Linked DNA regions of Homo sapiens: region 2 is linked to region 1. A link is an interaction called in ENCODE POLR2A ChIA-PET data of the cell type or tissue named here. Cell type or tissue: K562. All regions are shown on one strand. Links, peaks and the distances in the headings refer to the core of each region. The heading gives the core; the rest is flanking DNA. Region 1 overlaps ZFYVE27 (zinc finger FYVE-type containing 27). Region 2 overlaps PI4K2A (phosphatidylinositol 4-kinase type 2 alpha).

Evidence for each region. ChIA-PET counts read pairs that join two places held together with the same protein. Peaks named below come from ENCODE experiments on the same cell type or tissue, not always from the same donor. Only the 100,000 strongest peaks of a DNase experiment are listed, where the experiment ranks them.
Region 2: POLR2A ChIA-PET joins it to region 1 with 5 read pairs; 9 of 35 experiments call an interaction of 5 or more read pairs at or near these places.

Annotation. Positions count from the first base shown.
Region 1 is chr10:97,740,490-97,748,786 of GRCh38, forward strand. ZFYVE27 (zinc finger FYVE-type containing 27) reads left to right here. Exons shown (of 13, transcript NM_001385875.1): 3 at 2,605-2,675; 4 at 4,240-4,426; 5 at 7,780-7,875. Among named protein-coding and RNA genes, the nearest start is that of ZFYVE27, 7.5 kb to the left of the region's middle. In K562, for the core only: no CTCF peak of the experiment used is centred there; a DNase peak (open chromatin) is centred at 4,062; H3K4me3 peaks cover 191 bases.
Region 2 is chr10:97,664,966-97,673,262 of GRCh38, forward strand. PI4K2A (phosphatidylinositol 4-kinase type 2 alpha) reads left to right here. Exons shown (of 9, transcript NM_018425.4): 6 at 1-19; 7 at 1,473-1,606; 8 at 2,096-2,155. Among named protein-coding and RNA genes, the nearest start is that of AVPI1, 18 kb to the right of the region's middle. In K562, for the core only: no CTCF peak of the experiment used is centred there; no DNase peak of the experiment used is centred there.

The DNA of each region.
Region 1 (8,297 bases), core at 2,158-6,157:
TCTTTGTGGCAAAGTACGAAAGTTAAGTGTATCCTGTCCTGCCCGTCTCCTTTTCCTCTACTAGTCCGTAGTGCGTCTTAGCACACTAATGTGTTAGGGTTTTTCCATTTTATGGAATTAAAAATTGGAGGATGTGGTAGGATTGGTTAAAGCAGGATGCAGGAGGAGCATTGGACTTAAAAGCCCCCAGGAGCCTGCAGTTTCTGTGCTGCTGGGAGAGGGAGCACTGGTCCATGAAAGTGGCTGTCACGTTAGTTTGTGCTTTTGATTGTTCTTTTCTTAGTAAAGAGGATTTGACTTTGAAGAGGGACCTAATCTTGGGCTCTGGCTATTAGGTCTGAAGCCTAGAGCTGCAGTAAATTGTTAACAGACTCTCTCCTGGGATCAGCTACTCTACTGCTTGGGTCTCCTGGGACCAAAGTGTCAGTAAAGACATTTTATAGAAGGGAAGAGGCTTTAAAATGAAAGTGACTTGAGTGGTGGTGTTTTTATTTCCAAAATGGGATTGGCTTTTATTTCGCTTTTACCCTGGTAGCTGCCACTAGAGGTTCTGAGGCGTAATTAGGGTGGTACAGGTGGAGTGTGTTGAATTTCAGGAGAAAGACACAGATGTCATTTCATTCCCTTACTCATAAATTTCATTAAAAAGTAAAAGCCCCTTTACACTGTTGGTGGCAGTGTACATTAGTTCAACCATTGTGGAAGACAATGTGGCGATTCCTCAAGGATCTGGAAGCAGAAATACCATTTTACCCAGCAATCCCATTACTGGGTATATATCCAAAAGATTATAAATCATTCTGCTGTAAAGACACATGCACATGTATGTTTGTTGCAGCACTATTCACAATAGCAAAGACTTGGAACCAACCTAAATGTCCATCAATGATAGACTGGATAAAGAAAACGTGGCACATATACACCATGGAATACTATGTGCAGCCATGAAAAAGGATAAGTTCATGTCCTTTGCAGGGACATGGATGAAGCTGGAAACCATCATTCTCGGCAAACTAACACAGGAACAGAAAACCAAACACCACATGTTCTCACTCATAAGTGGGAGTTGAACAGTGAGAACACATGGACACAGGGAGGGGAACATCACACACCATGGCCTATTGAGGGGTGGGGGCTAGAGGAAGAATAGCATTAGGAGAAATACCTGAGGTAGATGATGGGTTGATGGGTGCAGCAAACCACCATGGCACGTGTATACCTACGTAACAAACCTGCACGTTCTGCACATGTATCCCAGAACTTTAAGTATAATAATAAAAAAAAGTAAAAGCCCTGCATGAATTAGTTAACCTCATTCAGTAACTCTGAAATACTCCAGAGCACAAGAAAATATATTTAGCCCCAGCACGGTAGCTTACGCCTTTAATCCCAGCACTTTGGGAGGCCAGGGTGGGCAGATCACCTGAGGTCAGGAGTTTGAGACCAGCCTGGCCAACATAGTGAAACACCCCATCCCTACTGAAAACACAAAAACTGGCCAGGTGTGGTGGCGTGCCCCTGTAATCCCAGCTGCTAGGGAGGCTGAGACAGAATCGCTTGAACCCAGGAGGCGGGGGTTGTAGTGAACCAAGATTGTGCCACTGCACTCTAGTCTGGGCAACAGAGCGAGACTCTGTCTCAAAAGAAAAAAAAAAAAAAAAAGAAAATACATTCAATGCTTGCCAGCAATTTACCTGTTTATTTTTCTGATGTTTGTCTCTCTCCTAGTGGCTCACCTATATATTGACACTGCCTTTAGAATTTGGGTGTCGTGGCTTCATTGTTGCATCTGTGCTCCTCTTTCCCTACTAAATGTCCTTTATCAGGGACGGAGCCAGCAGCATTTGCTTGTTCTCAGCAATCTGAGTCTCTGGTCTTCCTTGTTCCCTGTTTGGGGGCTTCTGCATTGCCATTTGGTGGTGGTGGTGGTGGTGGCAGTGATGTATCTGTGTTTGCTTCTGTCTGTTCCAGCTCACTTAAGGTGTGATTGCTAAGTGAATGCTGCACCCTACTTTCATCTTGATTTTTAATATATTAAAATAAAATCTTTACTATTGTTTCTCTTTTTGAATTAATAGGTATTCAAAATAAACTCTCAGATAAACTCTCAAATTTTCAAAAACATGGACATAAGAAGATAAAGGCACAAATGGGGCCAAAGAAGTCCACAATTTGTTTTTTCTTGATTTCTGTATTAGTTGAATCTTGTGCAATGATTATATATTCTTATGAAATTATAAAAAAAGAATAGAGGAAAATATTAAGAACATTTGTCAGTGTCACCTCTTAAGGAGAATACAACCTTACAAAACACAGGTTAAATGGTATTAACTGGGTTTCTTAACTGATATTTTATAAATTCTTCTTCCTTTTGGGAGAAAGCACTACAGACCTACCAGTTTCCTCACCCCAGGTGCTAATGTGTGACATCTTACCGCCTCTCCTGGTCACCAGTCCAAGTGAGAGGCCCCCTTTTCGTTTCTCCTTGACCTTCTGTGTTCCAGGCCTCCTCTTCTGGTTTGATGTCCCGTCTGTGCTGCCTGGTCTCCCCTCCCCAGCTGGAGGAGTGACTCTCTGTAGTGATCAGGACTCTCTGTATTGTAGGTGGCAGATGCCTTTGTGTTCCTTGCTGACCTGCCTGGGCCTCAACGTCTTGTTCCTCACTTTGAATGAGGGTAAGAACTGCCTTCAGGGGCCAGTGGTTTTTGTGAACGAATGTGGGGGAAGAACACCTGGATGCAGCCCCACCCTATGTGTGGGAGCTGCTCTTGTTGCCCTGGAGTTAGTGTTCCTCTGTGTCTGCTTGGAGTCAGAAACAGCCTCCAGAGGGACGATCCAGGCTGAGCTGCCTGCTGTGACCTTGGGCAGATTATTGAACTTCCCTGTTAAGGCCTAATTTTCCTTACCTCTAGAGGGAGGATAAAAATGACGCTTTCCTCCTAGAGTATTTGTGAGGAATGCGGCAGTCTAGGCATAATACTTAGCACAGTGCCTGGCGTGGAAGAGGCAGCCAGTGCATTGTAGCTGCTCTCAGTATTATCGTTGTTTCCTTCTTGACTTCCTGCTGAGGATGCATTGACCTTTTTCCATTTTGGTTTTTAAGCTGATTCAAGGGTCATCTGGGGACATGGCATGAGTAAAGGTACTGGGATGAGGAGCTGATAAGGGATTTTTGCCATATCTGTTGCTTTTCTCTGGTTCAGCTAGTGAGCCTAACGGGAGCTGCTGGGCAGTCACCAGCAGTGAGGAGTGGCATGAAGCCTTTGAGATAGAAGTGTGGACACATGGGTGTCTGTTGGGGTCATGGGTAATGTCTTCTATGAACCTCTTACTACAGTGCATACCGTGACCCTACCCTATCCGTGGTTGGCGCTGGCAGATGGCCACATAAAAAGCCAAACCCCTCAGGGTGAGAATAAAGAGTCTGGGACAGAATGTTTGGAGGAGCTGGGCCATTATTCATGTTTTTGTTCTTTTACTTACCTTGTATTTCTCAGGTGTCTTCTTTGTTTCCTCTGGAGATAGGGATTGAGTAGGTTGAAAATAAATCCAGTTCATATAAGATCTCATTTTCTGTTTCTTAGTTGGACTCATCTTTACCTGTTCAAAACTTCCTAGGATGTTTGATTTTTCTATATATGCTCCCAAAGTAAGTCAGTTCCTATGACAGATGTTTAGTAAGCATTTATTATGGGCCCGCTGCTCTGTTAGCTTGTTGTTGGGGTGCCATGTTACATGGAAGAAGTTCTTTCTTTGAATTTTATCTCGGCTTCGCCATTTCTCAAGGCACAATCGTCTGCAGTGTCCTAAAAGCTGAACGAAAGGCTTCTAGCTTCCTTAGTGGCCCAGAGGTCCGAGTGTCAGGCATCAGGAGCTCCTGGCAGTCACACTCCAGCGTGAGCCTCCTCTGTGCTAGCAGCATCTTAAAACGTATTAAAAGTGAGGATGGGGCCACAGCAGTGACCAAAGGGACAAAGTCCCAGCCCTCAAGAGCTTACTTCATTAGAGGAGACAACAGACATGCCTGCAATGTGTCATGTGGTGATAAGGTCTATGAGGAATGAAGCTGGGTTAAGGGGGCTGGAGAGTAGGGGTGAGACACTGTGTCGTACAGAGCTATCAGGGAAGGCCTGACTGGCAGAGCCCTGGAGGAGGTGAGGAACAAGCAGTGGGCGTCTGGGTGGGCCGACTCCTGGTCTTTGCTTACCTGTGTTACCTGCAGTGTTTTTGATTCTGCAGGTGCATGGTACTCAGTAGGTGCCCTGATGATTTCAGTGCCCGCCCTGCTGGGCTACCTTCAGGAGGTTTGCCGGGCACGGCTGCCTGATTCCGAGCTGATGCGGAGGAAGTATCATAGCGTGAGGCAGGAGGACCTGCAGAGAGGTCGCCTGTCTCGTCCCGAGGCCGTGGCTGAGGTGAAGAGCTTGTGAGTATGGAAGAGAGGCCAGGGAGGTGGGGGAACAGTAACAGCAGCCATGACACTAAGTGCTAGCTTTGTGTGCTCGACATCATATTAGGCAAACCACAGCTGTTACTTCATTTAACCTTTTTAACAGTTCCGGGAGGTAGTTAATATTAACATCTTCCATTTATGGGTAAAGAAAAAGGCTGACTTACTTAGCTAGAAAGTGGCCAAGCTGGGATGAGAATCTCGATCTAGCTGTTTGTTTTCACAGCTTCTGTTCTTTCTTTCTTTTTTTTTTTGAGACAGAGTTTCGCTCTCGTTGTCCAGGCTGGAGTGCAGTGACGCAATCTCGGCTCACTGCAACCTCCGCCTTCCATTGGTTTCAAGCGATTCTCCTGCCTCAGCCTCCCAAGTAGCTGGGACTACAGGCACACACCACCACGCCCAGCTAATTTTTTGTATTTTTAGTAGAGACCGGGTTTCACCATGTTTGTCACGATGGTCTCGATCTCTTGACCTTGTGATCCGCCCGCCTCGGCCTCCCAAAATGCTGGAATTACAGGCGTGAGCCACCACGCCTGGCCCTGTTCTTTCTGCTGGAGAGACAGTTTAGGGTCTTGACTAAGCATGTGCATGTATAAGCCACTGCCTGGGTTCAAATCCCAGCTCTTCCATTTACTTGCTGTGTAACATTGGGCAAGTTGCTTAGCCTCTGTGTGTCTCAAGTTTCTCATCTGTTAAATGGAATGATAACAGGGCTTACTCAGAAGGTGGTTGTGAAGATTGAACAGGTGTCTTGTACTGGGGAAGTGTTGAGTAGATATTAGTTATCATCACTACACTGTGGAGAAACTTCGTAAACATGACAGAGCTGGTACTTCTGAGGAAGCATTTTAAGACTTGAAAAATATTCATCTAACAACTTCAGTAGCAGTGGACGTTTACACCTCCCTTCCCTGGAGTGGGGTCTCTGCATTCTCTTGAAATAGAATAGGGGCAAGAAAAGTTATAAACAAACAGATGGCTGGGCCTCACCCCAGAAATTCCGAGTCAGTTATCTGGAGTGGGGCCTGGATATGTAGTTTTTTTAAAAAAGACTTTCTTACTTTGAAATAGTTTTATATATATATACACATATATATATATATATATATATATTTTTTTTTTTTTTTGAGACAGAGTCTTGTTATGTAACCCAGGCTGAAATGCAGTGGCGTGATCTCGGCTCACTGCAACCTCTGCCTCCTGTGTTCAGGCGATTCTCGTGCCTCAGCCTCCAGAGTAGCTGGGATTACAGGCATGTGCCACCATGTCCAGCTAATTTTTGTATTTTTAGTAGAGATGAGGTTTCATCATGTTGGCCAGGCTGGTCTCGAACTTCAGCCTCAGGTGATCTGCCTGCCTTGGCCTCCCAAAGTGCTGGGATTGCAGGCATGAGCCACCGCACCCAGCCTGAAATAGTTTTAAACTTAAAGAAGTACAGGAATAATACCAAGAATGCCTTTTACCCAGATAGAACAATTATTAACATTTTGCCATGTTGGCTTCGTCTATCTCTCTACATATACATATTCTTTTCTTTTTCCTAAACCATTTGAAAGTAAGTTGCAAACGTGACTTAATACTTCAGCGTGTATTTCCTAAGAACAAGGACATTCTCTTAAATATCCACAGAGCTGTAATCAAAATTAGGAAACTTAACGTTGATAACTAATGTATAATTCGTAATCGGATTTTACCAGTTGTATTAATAAAGTTCTTTTTCTTCTTTTATTAATTTTTTTCCTTTTTTCTTTTTTTTTTTTTACTTTTTGAGACGGAGTTTTGCTCTGTCATCCAGGCTGGAATGCAGTGGCATGATCATGGCTCACTGCAGCCTCAACCTCCTGGACTCAAGTGATCCTTCTGCCTCAGCCTCCTGAGTAGCTGGGACCACAGGCACATGCACCATACCCTGCTAATTAAAACAATTTTTTTGTAGAGATAGGGTCTCATTGTCTTGCCCAGGCTGGCCTTGAATTCCTGGGCTCTAGCAATCCTCCTGCTTCAGCCTCCCAAAGTGCTGGGACTACAGGTGTGAGCCAGTGTGGGTGTCCTAATAAAGTTCTTTGTATCAGTTTCCCTGATCTGGGATCCAATTCAGGATTATACATCATGTTTAATTTTTTTATGTCTCTTTAGTCTTCTTTAATCTGGAGCAGTTCCTCAGTCCTTGTTTCTTGTGACCTTGACATTTTTGAATAGTACAAGCTTATTATTTTGTAGAATCTCCCTAATTTTTGGATTGTTTGGTTCCTTGTGATCAGATTTAGAGTGTGACAAGTGATGTGTCATGTTCAGTACATCCGTATCAGGAGGCACCTGATGTCAGGAAATACTGACTTTGATCACTTGGTTAAGGCATCCATACTGTAAATTATCATTTTACTCTTCATTAGTAGTAATTTGAGGGGAGATACTTTGAGACTATGTAAATATCTTGTTCCTCATCAAACATTTATCCACTGCTTTAAAAATCCATTGATGGGTCTTGCCTTAATCAGTTTATTACTATGATGGTTGCAAAGATGATCTTCTAATTATTCTATCGACATTTTTTTAGCTGGCTTTCTACTATAAGGAAGCTCTTTCTTACTATTATCAGTATGAACTCATAGATTTATATTTTATTTGATGAGTTAGAATCTATTACTATCATTATTTATTTTGATCTCAAATTGTCCTAGATTTGGCCAGTAGGAGCTCTTTTGAGTTGGCTCTTGTTTGCATTGGTCCCTGTCATTTTTGAATGCTTCCTTTATGGTACAACAGGATGGTCAAATTCATCTTATACTTCCCTGCCCCAGCCCTGGAATCAGCTTATCTCCATGTTTCCTGGTTTCCCTTCAGAAACCCAGATCTGGGTTCAGATTGTGCTCATGGCTTCTGTGGTTCATCCATGTTTAAAAAAACAACAACCAGAACTCCCCAAGTGAGTCTGTTTCACATCCCAGGTAGAGAATATCATGCCATTTATTCTGACAGCTGCTGTGTACCCGTGAGGTGGGTCCTCTGATCCTCATTTTATAGATAAAGAAGCCACAGCCCTGGAGAATTTCAGTAGCCTGCCTGACATCAACAGTTAGAAGACCAAAGCAGGAACATTTATACTGTTTCCACCTCAGCAAGAGGCTCCAAAAAGGGGACTGAAATGTAGCTGGGGTGGCTTAGCCAGGCCTGTTTCTCCCATGCTCTCTCGACTCCTCTCTCTTTAAGCACATGGTGAGTGTGTTTAAAGAGATTGACCATCCCTAGCCAACTGTACCTGCAAGGCCCCAGGCTCCACTTCCCAGGGCTTCTGTCCTGCCCACTCACCAAAGCCCCTGTGTCTGTAGCTTGATCCAGCTGGAGGCCTTCCTGAGCCGCCTGTGCTGCACATGTGAAGCCGCCTACCGCGTGCTGCACTGGGAGAACCCCGTCGTGTCCTCACAGTGAGTGACCCCTCCTCTCCCGCCACCACCCTATAGGAATTTGCAGCTTGAGCCCGAGCAAAGCCAGCTGCCTTGAGAGGACCTCTGCCCCTCTTACCTCAGGGGAAGAGCTCGCCTCCTGGGCTCTTGTGTGTATATCTGCACATATGCTTGCGGGCTCTAATGTACTGCTTTTGTTTAGATGCTTGCTTTTATGTGTGGTAAAAATAATAATAGAAAAATAACTCACCATATAATCCACCATGCAGCCGAATCTCTTGTTTGTTTTGCCTGCTAGAATTTGTCACATGCATCTACTTTACGGATGTATAGTTTCATAGTGTATGTTCAATTTTTCTTTTGTTTTCCACTTATCATTATATTAAAGATGATTTTCTTTGTTGCTATATAGCTTTTGGAATTATTTATAATACCAGATTAAT
Region 2 (8,297 bases), core at 2,232-6,231, 75 kb before region 1:
CCTGACTCCTGGAGGGCATGTAAGTCTCCAGACAATGGTGGTCTGGCTCTTCCCTTGCTCAGTATATTTTCTCACTGTGCAGTGGAGATGATAATGTCTCTATCATAGGATTATTCTAAAAATTAATGAAATAATGGAGTTCAGGCACTTTAACACAATGGCTGGCATATGGCAACTATTTCATAATGTAAGCTGTTTTTCTAATTTTTGTCTTCTATGATTCCCATTACAAGCATAAAGGTGATTAGAAATTAGAAGCATAAAGATGAGTTTTCTCATTGTCTCTTTGCATTCTTCTCGTTCTTTCTGAGGACTTTTTTTTTTTGGAAATGGAGTTTCGCTCTTGTTGCCCAGGCTAGAGTGCAATGGTGCGATCTGGGCCCACTGCAACCTCCACCTCCTGGGTTCAAGCGATTCTCCTGCCTCAACCTCCCAAGTAGCTGGGATTACAGGCATGCGCCACCACGCCCGGCTAATTTTGTATTTTTAGTAGAGACGGGGTTTCACCATGTTGGCCAGGCTGTTCTTGAACTCCTGACTTCAGGTGATCTGCCTGCCTCAGCCTCCCAAAATGCTGGGATTACAGGTGTGAGCCACTGCGCCTGGCTGAGGGCTATTTATTTTTTATTTATTTATTTTTTTTTTGAGACGGAGTCTTGCCCTGTCGCCCAGGCTGGAGTGCAGTGGCGCGATCTCGGCTCACTGCAACCTCCTCCTCCTGGGTTCACACCATTCTCCTGCCTCAGCCTCCCGAGTAGCTGGGACTACAGGCACCCGCCACCATGCCCAGCTAATTTTTGTATTTTTAGTAGAGACAGGGTTTCAGTGTGTTAGCCAAGATGATCTCAATCTCCTGACCTTGTGATCCACCCGCCTTGGCCTCCCAAAGTGCTGGGATTACAGGCATGAGCCACTGCGCCCGGCCCTTTTTTAATTTTTTAATTTGTTATTTTATTGTTTTAGTGTATATTTCCTGAAATATCTTTTTTTTTCCTGTTATCTGAGGACTGTCTTTCCATAATTTATTCTAATTGTGCCTCTAAATATAAGCTTCCTATCAGTGTTCTGTCTTCCTTGTTCCATCTCCTACCCTGTTGTAACTGAGAAGCTTCTGGAAAGGAGGAGAAATAAATGTAGGGAGTCAGTAGCCCCTTTTGCAGCATTAGTCTTCCTTTTCAGAAGGACCATCTCAGCGTCTCAGTGGCAAGTAGTTGCTTCTAGACCTTGCATCTTGGAAGGTCATGTAATGTCTGAGAATGAGCTCTGACATTAGGCAGCCCTGGGTTTGAACCCTGGTTCCTCTACTGACTAGCTGTGTAACCTTTACAGTTAAGAGCACTTGTAAGTTTTTGTTTCTGTTGTATGTCAGGGAAGAGGGGTTCTCCTTTAGAAAGTGCCTTGACTGGTGGAGGACACAGATGAGCAGGGACTTTTCCAACACCAGCTTTGCCTTTGACTTTTCCTCTTTTCAGATCCTTTTTACTGGGCCTGGTTGCCCCAGGCGAAAGTCCCATTTTCTCAGGAGATCAAAGATCTGATCCTTCCAAAGATATCGGACCCTAACTTCGTCAAGGACTTGGAAGAGGACCTATATGAACTCTTCAAGGTTAGCCCTGGGAACCTCAGCCCTATTATCATATGGGAGAAGGAATTTTTAATGGTTTTTTTAATTGGTCCTGACAAAAGCCAAGAGGAAATGGCTAACACCTTTCTGACTTGAGTTAGCCAACGAATAGCAAGATTTCCACATGTGGACAGCAGGACCTGGTTTGGATGGGTTTGAGAGAAATGGGCAGGGGTGAGAAATCACACTGATGTGTCTCTCCTGTCCATCATGTGGCTGCAATGTATCTGCAGGGCTTTCATTTTAATATGGAGCACTGGAGCCTAGAGTTTGAGATGCAGAGGAAGATATTGACTTGTTTTCTGTTTCCTCATCTGTAAAGCAGGGAGTTCTTGTGGGAGTAGTTGACTTCACAAAGCTGCAGAAGCCTTATGCAGGTTTTCCTTCTTAGAAAGTTTCTAACTGGGGGAGAAAATGGGTTCCTGTGAGGCATTCACACAGGTTCCATCTCCTTCTGGTCTTCTTTTGCAGAAAGATCCTGGTTTCGACAGGGGCCAGTTCCATAAGCAGATTGCTGTCATGCGGGGCCAGGTAAGCCTGGGACATCCTCCCAGTATCTTTGGCGTCTCTGGGAGTGTTGTGTGCTCAGGTTGAGCAAATGTTTGAAGTTTGTGTTTTATACCCCCCCCTTTTTTTTTGAGACCGAGTCTCACTCTGTCACCCAGGCTAAAGTGCAGTGGCATGATCTCTGCTCACTGCAACCTCCACCTCCCAGGTTCAAGCAATTCTTGTGCCTCAGCCTCCCAAGTAGCTAGGATTACAGGCGCATGTCACAACGCCCGGCTAATTTTTGCATTTTTAGTAGAGACAGGGTTTTACCATGTTGACCAGGCTGGTCTCGAACTCCTGACCTCAAGTGATGCACCTGCCTCTGCCTCCCAGAGTGCTGGGATTACAGGCGTGAGGCCCTGCGCCCGGCCGTGTTTTACAGCTTTTTTAAGTCCGTTGTGTACATTATTTTTGGCTGTACCTTAACACCTAGGAGAGGAAAAGTGGCCCTCCCAATTCTCCCACCTCTTCCCTGGTATCCAGTGCTTGTTGAAGCACTTAATGTGCACTCATCTCTATGCTAGTTGCTAGGTAATTCATTGGTAATTAAACTAATGCTCTCTGTCCTAGAGTTGCTCAAGGCAGGCTGTATGTTTTGGTGGTTAAGATCTGGGCCCTGGAGCCAGACTGCTTCACTACTTGGAAGCTCTGTGGCCTGGGGCAAAAGCCTCTGTTTTCTTGTTCATAAAACAGGATAGTAATAATACGTTGCACAGTTGGCTGGAGAATTTCATGAGATAATGCTTATCAAGCGTTTAGTAAAAAGAGTACTGGGCACATGAAGCACTCACATATTGATTATGGTTATAATTTTGTTGTTATAGGTGCAACTTACATTATTCCTTCTCCTTCCACTTCACCTTCAAAGGGAGCTAAGGAAACCAAGGGGATTGTTGATCTTCCAAAGCATAGTAAAGAAATGCTTGAAAAATGGTTTGAAAACTCTGTAGGGTACTGGTATTATGCCTATCACTTTGAAGTCTTCTTAAAGAGAGTTGGGATGACCTAGTGGTTAAGGGTGCAAACTGTGGTCACAGTGCCTGGGTTTTTGAAGCCTGGCTCTGCCATTTACTACCTGTGAGATTTTGGGCAAGTTACTTAATCTCTCCTTCCCTTAGTTTCCTCATGTTTAATGTGGGATCAATAATAGTAGCTGAGACCAGGCATGGTGGCTCACACTTGTAATCCCAGCACTTTGAGAGGCTTAGGTGGGCAGATCACTTGAGCTAAGGAGTTGGAGACCAGCCTGGGCAACATGGTGAAACCCCATCTCTACAAAAAACACAAAAATTAGCCATGTGTGGTGGCGCACGCCTGTAATCCCAGCTACTCAGGAGGCTGAGGTGGAAGGATTGCTTGGGCCTGGGAGGTCTAGGATGCAGTGAGCTGAGATGGCACCACTGCACTCCAGTCTAGGGGACAGAGTGAGAACCTGTCTCAAGATAATAATAATGGTACCCACCTTACAGAATTATTATGAGATAAATGATTTGAAACAGTTAGAGTAGTACCTGGTATACTAAAATACTCAATTTGTAGTATTAATAGCTGTTAGGATTATGATTTTTGTATACAGAAAATTCAGCTTCTCCCATCTTTAAAGGGCAAGAGGATCTTCTCAGCCTTAATTCTGCATTTACTTCTTCCTGCCATTTATCTAAAGACCTCTGATGACAGCACCTCCTGGGTTTGCTGAGCCCATTTTTCCCTGGAAGGGGGTTGGACAGAGGTTTTTTTTTTCTTTTGAGACAGAGTCTCACTCTGTCACCCAGGCTGGAGTGCAGTGGTGCGATCTTGGCTCACTGCAACCTTCACCTCCCAGGTTCAAGTGATTCTCCTGCCTCAGCCTCCCAAGTAGCTGGGATTACAGGTGCATGGCACCACACCTGGCTAATTTTTGTATTTTTAGTAGAGATGGGGTTTCACCATGTTGGCCAGGGTGGTCTCAAACTCCTGATCTCAGGTGATCTGCCTGCCTCGGCCTCCCAAAGTGCTGGGATTACAGGAGTGAGCCACTGAGCCCGGCCTGGACAGAGGTTTTAAGAACTACAATTATTGTAGCTGTCTGAATACCAGTAACATGGTATTCCTACATTTCCCAAGTAATGTAAGGGCCCAATTAGGCTGGCAGAATTTTTGGAAGCATTAAAAGCCATGTGATAGACTCAGATGTTATGGAACTCAGCATAAAGGAGTAAACTGGCTTCTCCAGTTGATATAGGCTGTGCCTCTGTCCGTATTGCAATGTCTTATCTAATTCCATCCCAGCTCAGTCCCTTGCCAACCCTTCTCCCATTACTCAGATAGTGCCATTATTCAGGATGGTAGGGAGGTTGGGGTAGTGCAGTTTTATTTATCTCCATCTTGTGCTCCTAATGTCTTCAGAGGAGCTTTTGGTATCTTGTAACCTAAAGTGCCTACTACCTTAGGGTGACCATCCAGCTCCTTCCAACATGTACATGGCCAGTATATCACTCATGTGCTTACTTGTCTACCATTCACACATCAAAGCAAAATGTGTGCACTACAAAATTTCTGCACTACAGAAATCTGACAAAGCACAGAGAAAAGAGGTCATAACCCTGTCTACATAGCTGAGCCATTATTGCAGGATGGGCTGTAGTACAAGGGCCCTGAGATGTAGGGAAAGAGTGAAGAGGCCCCACAGGGACACAGTCAGGTGATAGAAGTTGTTACTCAACTTAAAGGCTTCTCACCGGGAGTTAAAGAATCTAGGGTCTGAGAGAAAGCCTCTGTAACATTTTCTTTTTCTTTTCTTTTTTTTAAAGACAGGGTCATGCTCTGTCACCTAGGCTGGAGTGCAGTGGCCCAATTGTAGACCACTGCAGCTTTGAACTCCTAGGTTCAAGAAGTCCTCCCCCCTCAGCCTCCTGAGTAGCTGGGACCACAGGCATGCACCACCATTTCTGGGTAATTTTTTTTAAGAGGTGGGGTCTCGCTATGTTGCCCAGGCTGGTCTCAAACTCCTGGCCTCAAGCGATCCTCCTGCCTTGGCCTCCCAAGGTGCTGAAATTATAGGCATGTGCCACCACATCCAGCCCAACATTTTCAAAGATAGTATTTATTCTTTAGTATTATGTGACTGCTATAATTTTTCTTCAAATTTAAAAAATAATTTTTCTTTTTAAATTCTTTATTCTCCTTTCTTTTCAGTCCTGGTTCCAGGCTTATCTTCAGCTTTTTAATTTGGAAATTTTCAAACCTCAGTAAAGTTGAAAGAATGGGATCTTCTAGATTCTTCAGTTGTTATATTTAACCACATTTATCTCATATGTCTACGTATTATCCAGTGATGTATCTGAATAATATCTATTTAATTTCTCTCCCTAGATATTCTTTTTTGCCAAATCTTTTGAAAATAAGTAGTAGACAATTTGACATGTTTACCCCAGATACTCCCGCAATCTCCTTTTAGTTCTTCACCCCAATATTGTGCTTCAGACTATTTGGAACAGTGTAGGATGCTGGCAAGTACCAAAACAATTAAGTAAAAAAGAAATTTGTTACCAATAGGGTAACAAATGACCCCTGTTGCAGTTGTATCTCTGCTCCTTTATAGGCAGCAGTTGTGTAAGAGGATATTTGTGGCTTGAGGGCTGTGTGTCTGTGTGATTTCAGGGTGCAGCCTAGCTTACCCCTCCATGTTCTGTGACCTGGCCATGAAATCTTCAACATCTAGTGTTTTAAAGAAGATAGGGCCAGGCGTGGTGGCTCATGCCTGTAATCCGAGCACTTTGGGAGGCCGAGGCGGGTGGATCACCTGAGGTTGGGAGTTCGAGACCAGACTGACCAGCATGGAGAAACCCCATCTCTACTAAAAATACAAAATTAGCTGGGTGTGGTGGTGCATGCCTGTAATCCCAGCTACTCGGGAGGCTGAGGCAGGAGAATCGCTTGAACCCAGGAGGTGAAGGTTGCTGTGAGCCGAGATTGTGCCGTTGCACTCCAGCCTGGGCAAGAAGAGCGAAACTCCGTCTCAGAAAAAAAAAAAGAGAGAGAGAGAGAAGACAGGACACCTTCAGCTTTTGTACTCTCCTACCAGAGAAGATAAATGGTGGTGATACTAATTTTGACAAAGAGGAGAAACTGTGTCCTCATGGACACATAACTGAAATACCTGTAAAATACTGACAAAAGATGGTGAGGACTGGACTCAGTGGCTCATGCCTGTTATCCCAACACTTTGGGAGGCCAAATTGGGAGGGTCATTTGAGGCCAGAAGTTGGAGGGTGCAGTGAGCTATGAATGTGTCACTGTACTCCAGCTTGGGTGACAGAGTGAGACCCTGTCTCAGAAAAGAAAAAAAAAAATTAGGGGAAACTGGGCAAATGCTATATAGGAACTCTTTGTACAATCTGCAACTTTTCTCTAAATTTAAAATTATTCCAAAGTAAAACATTTATTTAAAAAAAAAGGTGATGAAGAGATAGTGTTAGAAGGAGAATCCAAATAAAATGTTGGCTTTTTACTTTTTGTTTGTTTGTTTGTTTGTTTTTTTGAGATGGAGTCTTGCTCATTTGCTTAGACTGGAGTGCAATGGCACAATCTCACCTCACTGAAACCTCCGCCTCCCGGGTTCACGTGATTCTCCCTCCTCAGCCTCCCCAGTAGCTGGGATTACAGGCACTCGCCATCATGCCCAGCTAATTTTTGTATTTTTGTAGAGATGGGGTTTCTCAAAATTTTTGTATTTTTGTAGAGACAGGCTGATCTCAAACTCCTGACCTCAGGTGACCCGCCCACTTCGGCCTCCCAAAGTGCTAGGATTACAGGCATGAGCTACCACGCCCAGCCAGCTTTTTACATTTTACATTTATATCATCTTTGTAGGAAAATCATAAAATAGGGATGAACAACAATAAATAATTAAAACCACCTATAATTTCTTTCTTTTTTTTTTTTGAGATGGAGTCTCGCTCTCTTGCCAGGCTGGAGTGCAGTGGCGCAGTCTTGGCTCACTGCAACCTCCACCTCCTGGGTTCAAGCGATTCTCCTGCCTCAGCCTCCCAAGTAGCTGGGATTACAGGCATGCGCCACCATGCCTGGCTAATTTTTGTATTTTTAGTAGATATGGGGTTTTACCATGTTGGCCAGGCTGGACTTGAACTCCTGACCTCGTGATCTGCCCACCTCGGCCTCCCAAAGTGCTGGGATTACAGACATGAGCCACTACGCCCGGACCAAAACCACCTATAATTTCTTGAGACCCAGAGATGACCACTGCCAACTGCCAGACTTTTTTCTACACTATAGTTAGATAGAAAGATAGAATTTAGAAAGTAAAAGTGGGGTCACAATCTAACACTGGTTCCTTTTCTGCTTTCCTTTGCATCTAACACAACATTGTGATCGCTTCTTTGCCAATACATTTATATATATATTTGATAGTTCCCTGGTTAAATTTCTATATATTTTAGGATAATTGTTTCTTATCCCTTCAAGTATTAACTAGTTTACATCTTTTCACTGTTATAAACAATATTACATTTGTTTTTGGAACTAAATGTTTTATGCATATCCATTAGTGTTTCTTAAAAATGGAATTGCCGAGTCAGAGGGTCTGTTCTTTTTTTTTTTTTTTTTTTTTTTTGAGACAGGGTCTTGCTCTGTTGCCCAGGCTGGAGTACGGTGACATGATCTCAGCTCACTGCAACCTCCACCTCCCAGGTTCAAGTGATTCTTATGCCCAGCCTCCCAAGCAGCTGGGATTACAGGTGTGCACCACCCCACCTGGCTAATTTTTTTGTATTTTTAGTAGATACAGAGTTTCACCATGTTGGCCAGGTTAGGATCTGTTCATTTTTAAGTGTTTTTTGTGTTTTTTTTTTTTCTTTTTGTTTTTTGAGATGGAGTCTCTCACTCTGTTACCCAGGCTGGAGTGCAGTGGCACGATCTCGGCTCACTGCAACCTCCGCCTCCCGGGTTCGAGCAATTCTCCTGCCTCAGCCTCCCCAGTAGTTGGGACTACAGGCGTGTGCCACCACGGTCGGCTAATTTTTTTTGGTATTTTTAGTAGAGATGGGGTTTCGCCATGTTGGCCAGGCTCGTCTGAAACTCCTGACCTCAAGTGATCTACCTGCCTCAGCCTCCCAAAGTGCTGGGA